Linked DNA regions of Homo sapiens: region 2 is linked to region 1. The links are chromatin contacts, found by Hi-C in ENCODE. All regions are on one chromosome and are shown on one strand. The core of a region is the stretch at or near the end of the contact, and the rest is flanking DNA. Distances in the headings are between cores, read along the strand shown.

What was found. Hi-C counts contacts between places; a loop is a spot of excess contacts on that map. Pooled maps may share reads with other maps.
Region 2: a map of naive thymus-derived CD4-positive, alpha-beta T cell shows a loop between it and region 1 (7-fold over the local background). The contact joins the promoter of RANGAP1 here to the promoter of SUN2 in region 1. A Hi-C loop is called at or near these places in 2 of 168 maps with a recorded cell type or tissue (naive thymus-derived CD4-positive, alpha-beta T cell and transverse colon) and 5 of 50 pooled maps.

The regions. Positions count from the first base shown.
Region 1 is chr22:38,754,258-38,757,659 of GRCh38, reverse strand. SUN2 (Sad1 and UNC84 domain containing 2) reads left to right here and starts at 1,662. Exons shown (of 18, transcript NM_015374.3): 1 at 1,662-1,897. RefSeq lists enhancers at 381-520, 2,779-2,848 and silencers at 1,279-1,828, 1,939-2,288.
Region 2 is chr22:41,284,299-41,287,700 of GRCh38, reverse strand. It overlaps RANGAP1 (Ran GTPase activating protein 1), which reads left to right and starts at 1,514. Exons shown (of 16, transcript NM_002883.4): 1 at 1,514-1,715. RefSeq lists enhancers at 622-671, 992-1,061, 1,092-1,311, 1,742-1,811.

The sequences.
Region 1 (3,402 bases), core at 413-2,912:
GCTCCCAGCCCCCAGAGGATGCAGAGTTTAAGAGGGGCCTGCCTTCAGTCAGCCTGTGGGCATGAGCCTCACATATCCACTCAGCACATCCTGGGAGGGGACCTGGACTCCCCCCCGACCCCAGCAAGGCCAGACCCCCCTGTCTGCCAGGACCCCCGGAGAGGGGGAAGCAGGCTGTGCAATGGAGGAGGTAGGATGTGGCAACTCCATAGAAGTGGTTAGGACAGAATTCTGGAGTTGCGCATCCCAGAGATGAGGAGTCAGAGAGGCCCTTCCCCTACCTGGATGCTGCCCCTACGTCTGATTTGAATTCTCCTTTCATTGCTCCATCCAGCAGACACTCAGACCAGAGCCAGGCTCGGTACCAGGCTCTGGAGAGCTTGTCCATGTCCTCAAAGAGCTTGCAGTCTAAACCTAGGAGTGATAATGGCCAGCACCGTGGTCTCCAGGAGGGTGGAAGAGCAGGAGACTCTTCTCTTTCCAGAGCAGGCAATGGAGGCCCAGGAAAGGGGACTGTTCTTGTCTGGAGTTGGGCTGAAGCCGCTTTAGCATGAGGGTTTTGCCTTTCCTCAATCCTCCGACCCCACAGCCTTCCTGTTCCTGCCTCGGTGATTTTGTCATTCTTGTCTCGTTTCCTCTTGGTACTTTAAAAGTAAAATAACGACTGTTCATCTGCCCTTAGAAGGGCTGGCACAGAAAGAGATTCATCCCAAGCTGTGCACCTGCTCTATCTGTACAGTTGGCGGATGGGGAGCCAAGGAACAGGACCCCCGGAGTCAGGCAGCATTTTACTCAAACGCTGAGCACTCGTTCCAAGTCTGAGTAAGGTAGAAGAATGAGTGGCCAGCCCTGCCTTCCCACAGCTCAAGTGCAGCAAGCACCGTCCTTAAAACAGAAGAGCTGGCCGGGCGCGGTGGCTCATACCTGTAATCCTAGTACTTTGGGAAGCCGAGGCGGGAGAATCACTGGAGCTCAGGAGTTCGTGACCAGCCTAGGCAAACATAGTGAGATCTCGTCTCTATTTAAATAAAATAGAAAATCTGTTTAAAACAAACAAAAAATAGAAGAGCTGTCGTGAAACTTGGGTGCTCTGGGTAAAGCTTGGGAAGAGGCAGGGCCTCCCAGCATGTCTGGAATCCCCAAATTAGCAACCTGTTTCCTTGTCTGAAAAATGGGTGTAGAAATGGCCGGCTAAGAGGACAACGGCACTGGTGCCGGGTGTTGAGCAAGCCCTCGACAGCCTCACCGAGAGTGCACCAAGGGCCACCCGCGCGCTGCCGCTCCCAGGGCTCCCACCCTCCCCTCGGACGCCGGCCTGGTGAACCAGGCTGCAGGCGCGCGTGGGAGCGCTCAGAGCTGTCTCAGGTGTTCTGAGCCGCCAGATCGGGAGTCCAGTGCCCTGCTGAGCCCGAGCCCCAGCACAGGCTCCCGTCGCGTCCTCCCGCAGCCCGGGGTCCCCGCCCGCCCAGCGCCTCCCACGCGCGGACTCCTAGGCTGAGCGCGCAGGGCAGCGGGGCCCACGCGAGGGCGGGGCGAGCCGGGGCTTTGTGTTCAAACCGGCCAATGGGTGGCGGCGGTGGGCGGTGACGGCCGGCGGGGCCTGACCAATGGGCTGCGGCCTGTCAGCGTTGACTGACAGGCGCACACATACAGAGTCGGCCACACGCGCGCCGCCCGGCCCCACTCGCGCAGCGCGGGCCTCCGCCGGCCGCATTGTCCGCCCGCCCGCCTTGTCCCGCGTCGCCGCTCTTCGCGTGCCCGCGCGCCCCGGGCCCGGCCGCTGTGTCGCCCTGAGCGGAGCGCCGCCCGCGGGATCCCCACGCGGAAAGGGGGCGCGCCCCGGCGGCGGCCTGGCCTCGGACGCCCCCGGCCGGGCTAGAAGCCGCCGCGGCAGCAGGTGAGTGCGGGCGAGCTCAGGAGAGGGTTGGGGGGCCGCGGCCCGGCCTGACCCCGGGTCACCGTCGGGCCACTCGGGCGGGGCCGCGCCGCCAGGCCTGCTTCCTCCTCTCCGGGACGTGCTGGGCCGGATCCAGCCTCCACCCGGGTCCGCGGCCCGCGCCCTGACTCACCTCCTGGCCCCCGCCCCGCCTGCCGCGCCACTGGTCAGCCGGGAGGGCGGTGTCTGCGGGCGGGACTTCCCGGGCAGCCTCCCGGGAGGAGGAGGGCAAAGGCCGACTGCCCCAACCCGGCCCCGGGCAGCGCCTACGGGTTTTGTGCCAGACAGGCCGTTTCCAGGGACAGGCAGTTCCCAGCCTCTGCCTGTCAGAACTCAGGGCCTCAGAGGAAGGCCCGTTTTGTTCAGTTCTAAAACAAAACAAAACAAAGCAATGGGGGGCGCGGTGTGACTTAGAGAGCCAGGAGGCGCGCCTTTGGTGACAATTTCTGCAGGTTTGGCCTGTGGGAATGAGGGCAGAGGGAGTTAGCACCGGGCGTTTGGCAGGTCCCACAAGGGCGTGTGGCCTGGCTGTGCCCAGGGAGTGGAAATGTCACGAGGAAGATGCCCCAGATCTGGTTTAAGTCTGAAGATGGATGGAGATGTTTGTGATGGGGAAGGGCGGAATTGAGAAAGGAAGTCGCCCAGCTGAGAAGTGGGGAAGGATGCTTTCCGATGAGCGTTTCCTAACTGATTGTTAGGGAGGAGGTGGGGCGGGGGTGGTGTCTATTATGATTCGCAGTAGTAGATTTCAGCTCCCAGAGGCTCACTTCTTGTTTTGGAGAATGGGGCCTCGACCTTTTTCATCTTGTGAAACCCAGACTCAATGGTAAACTGTTTTGTGATGCCAGGATGCCGCAGGAAAGACTGAGAGGCATCTCTGGGAGTTCTGGGAGGGCGGAGGCGGGTGCTGACAGTTTTCAGCACTCCCCGCTCAACCTCCATCAGAATATTTAGTTCTTCCCAGCGGCAGCTTGGGTATGGTATAAACATGTTGCCTTGTTTCTGCCCTGGGCAAAGGTGTCACCTCCTTCAGCAGGACAGAGGCTAAGAGGAGTCCCTGTGTGGGCAGCTGGAGCCTTCAGGTAGGGACCGTACGGGCGGGGCAGGGAGGGGGGAGGGGAGATTACCTTATAAGGACAGGAATAGAGACAAGGACCCAGGCCAACTTCCTGCTTTTCCTACTACCAATCGGTCCCTTTTCCAACACCAGCTAAAAGTAGAGGGGATGCCAGATGGGCGTCTGACCTGGGAAGATGCCAACAAGGCCAGGACATGAGGCTGCTTGTTTTTCAGAGGAGGACTTTCTAGCTGGACTAACCAGACCTTCGGGTTTCTGCAGCCTGGGTTGGGAAGTGGACTTCTATACTCACCACACAACCCAGAGAACTGGTCATTTAAGTATCAACCAGGAATATTAGAAGTGATCAAAAGTCACAAGCAAGTGCTAGGAATTCCCAAGTGACTTT
Region 2 (3,402 bases), core at 265-2,764, 2.5 Mb before region 1:
TGATCTGTTTAACTTTTTTTTTTTTTCTTTTTTCAGTTTTTGAGACAAGGTCTTGCTCTGTCGCCAGGGCTGAAATGCAGTGGTGCAATCACGGCTCACTGCAGCCTCAAGCTCCCAGGCTCCAGATCCTCCTGCCTCAGGCCCTTAGCTGAGACTACAGGCTTGCACCATCACGTCCAACTAATTTTTGTATTTTTTGTCGAGACAGGGTTTGACCATGTTGCCCAGGCTGGTCTCACACTCTCTCGCCTATAATCCCAACACTTTGGGAGGCCAAGATGGGCAACAAGAGTGAAACTCCATCTCAAAAAAAAAAAACAAAAAAAAAACGCTGTTTGTGTTTTTATGCTTAAATTCACACCTACAGAAAAGTTGCAAAAATGTTCAAAGAACTCCCATATTCTTCAACCAGATTAACTGATTAACATTTTGCCACATTTGTGTCTCTGCTTTCTCTATGTATATGTATAGGTATATTTCTTTTAACCATAAAGGTTGCAGACATCATGTCCTTTTTGTCCCTAATTATTTCAGCATTTTTTTCCAAGAACAAGGGCAGTCTCTTACATAACCCTGTACCATAATCAAAATTAATAAATTTAACATTGATACAATACTATTATCTAATATAGTCAAGTTTTGCTGTTTCAGTATTGTCCTTTATAGCAATCCCCACCCAGGATCCGATCCAGGACCATGTCTTGCATTCAGTTGTCTTTTTCGTTTCCTGTAATCGGCAACAGTTCCTCAGTTTTTCTTTGTCTTACATAATACAGACATTTCCGGAAGGGTACAGATCAGTTATTCTGTACCATGTCCCTCAGCTTGGGTTTCTCATGATTAGACTAAGGTCATGCATTATAGACCGGACGGTGACGCCGTGTTTTTCTCAGTGCATCACACAGAAAGCGTGCGATGAATGTCAGCTTGTCCTGCTGTTGATGTTAACGTGGCCGTTCAAGTGGTGTCTGCGGAGCTTCTCTACGATAGTTACTATTTCCCCTTTTTAATTATCAGGTAATTTGTGCATATTTATGTGGAAGCCTTCGAATGCCCTTTCAGTTTCATGGGACGGAAAAGAGTCTTTTCTTTCGGGAAATGGATACCTGTGTCTTGCCCAAGAGACCCAGCAGCCAGCAGTACCTGTTATCAACAAAGTTACGCGAACAAAACCTTTCCGGAAGAGCTGAGGGACCTGGGTGCAACGCATTCTGGGAATTGTAGTCTCTGGGCGCTCCCGGCTGAACACCTCCCTGCGGTCTCTGCGAGAAAGAGCCAGAAGCCACCAGGGGAGGGCGAAGAGGAGGGCGGTGGAGGACGCTCTGCGCGCGGTGCGCCATGGGACGGGTAGTTCGCGGTGCGCGCCCCATCGCGCTCCCAGATGGGGAACCGGACTACTCTACCCGAGAGGCCGCGCGAGCGGGGCGAGGGCAAGCCGGCCGGGGCCTCGAACAAATCAAATCGAAGCAAAGAAACTGCCGGCTTTCAAAATCCTCCTCCTCCGCCATCATCCGCCGCGGTGCGGAGAGCAGGTGGTGCTGGAAGCGCGTGAGGCCGGGAGCTCGAGAGAGCTAACAGACTAGCCGGCTGGACATCTGGACCGCTGGATCCGGAGGTGGCGACCCCGGCCTGACCCGGACCCTAAATCCGTCCCCGCCCCAGAGGGCGGAGGCGCGCGCTCGATTCCCCCCACGCGGCGGCGCCGCCTGTTTACGGTAGAGTCAGGGTCCCTTTCCTTTCCCCGTCACCTGCCTGGAACAGGGGTGCGGGGCGAGGAGGGCGTGGCGCCCGTGTGCGCCTTCTGCCTGCCCCCTCGGCCTTCTTCACTTAGCCTTCGACGGCCGAGCGCCCCAGGGGTGGCGGTGGGAGTGGGGTTGTTGAGCGGCGCTGGCTCCTTTCACAAATGGGGAAACTGAGGCTTAAAGGGCGTCTGACTCGCCAGAGCAGCTCAGCCTGCAGCTGCTAGCAGTGGCGTCTCATATTAGCATTGTTGTCAACCGGAGGCGGTGCGAGTCCGCCGGGGATTCCAGATGGGGCTCCTGCGCCGCCCGCCTATCATTTGCGGCCTGTATTCGCGCGTCGCTCCCGCAGAGCCACCTCCCAGCAGGCCCACGCCCGCGGGGGCCCCGGGCTGGCGCCGCTGTCCCTGGAATCGATGTGAGTCACTGCTGACGCTTTGCAGGAGCATGCATCTCACCTCAGAAAGTCTCTGACGTTGCTGCGGAGCGGGGAGAGGATGTTTCTCTATTAGCCCTTTGCTTTTGCTCTGGCGCTGATCCTTTGCTGACCTTGGACAAATCAATTTACGTTTCTGTGCTCCAGTTTCTTGGTTTATAAAGTGAGTGTGGAGGGGTGCATCTCTGTCTCGCTCTCTCTTGGACTGAGGAATGGGCCCCCGTTCAGCTGAGAAGTTCTGTCCCTATTCTATCTGGAGGCTTCACCACCACCTTTTACCCTCAAATTGTCCCATCTCAGAACTGCAAGAGATGCTGGGGTTTCAGGTTAATTTTTTTGTTGGTTTTTCTTTAAATTTTTTTATCTTTTTAGAGACGGTCTCCTTCTGTCACCCAGGCTGGAGTGTAGTGGAACGATCACCGCTGAACTGCAGCGTCGGCTTCCTGGGCTCAAGCGATCCTCCCACCTCAACCTCCCAAGTCATGGGGACTACAGATGCCATCACACCTGGCTAATTTTTAAATTTTTCTGTGGAGACAGGGTCTCATTCTGTTGCCCAGGCTTGTCTCGAACCCTGGTCTAAAGTGATCTTCCCGCCTAGCCTCCCAAAATGTTGGAATTACAGGTGTGAGTTATTGCACTGGGCTGGTTTCTGGTTAATTTATTTTTTGAAACAGGGTCTCCAGAAGTACAGCAGCAAGATCTCAGCTCACTGTAGCCTCCACCTACGGGGCTCAAGTGATCCTCCCACCTTACATCCCAGGTAGCTGGGACTGCAGGCACCTGCCACCACACCCAGCTAGTTTTTGTATTTTTAGTGGAGACAGGGTTTCGGCATACTGCCCAGGCTGGTTTCTAACTCCTGTGCTCAATCGATCCGCCCACCTCAGCCTCCGGAAATGCTGGGATTGCAGGAGTGAACCATTACACCCGACTCTGGTTAATTTTTTTTTTTTTTGAGACGGAGTTTCACTCTTGTTGCCCACGTTGGAGTGCAATGCCACGATCTCAGCTCACCCCAACATCTGCCTCCCAGATTCAAGCGATTCTCCTGCCTCAGCCTCCTGAGTAGCTGGGATTACAGGCATGTGCCACCACGCCCGGTTAATTTTGTATTTTTGGTAGAGACAGGGTTTCTCCATGTTGGCCAGGGTGGTCTCGAACTCCCGACCTCAGGTAATCCACCCACCTCAGCCTCCCAAAGTGCTGAGATTATAGGCGTGAGCT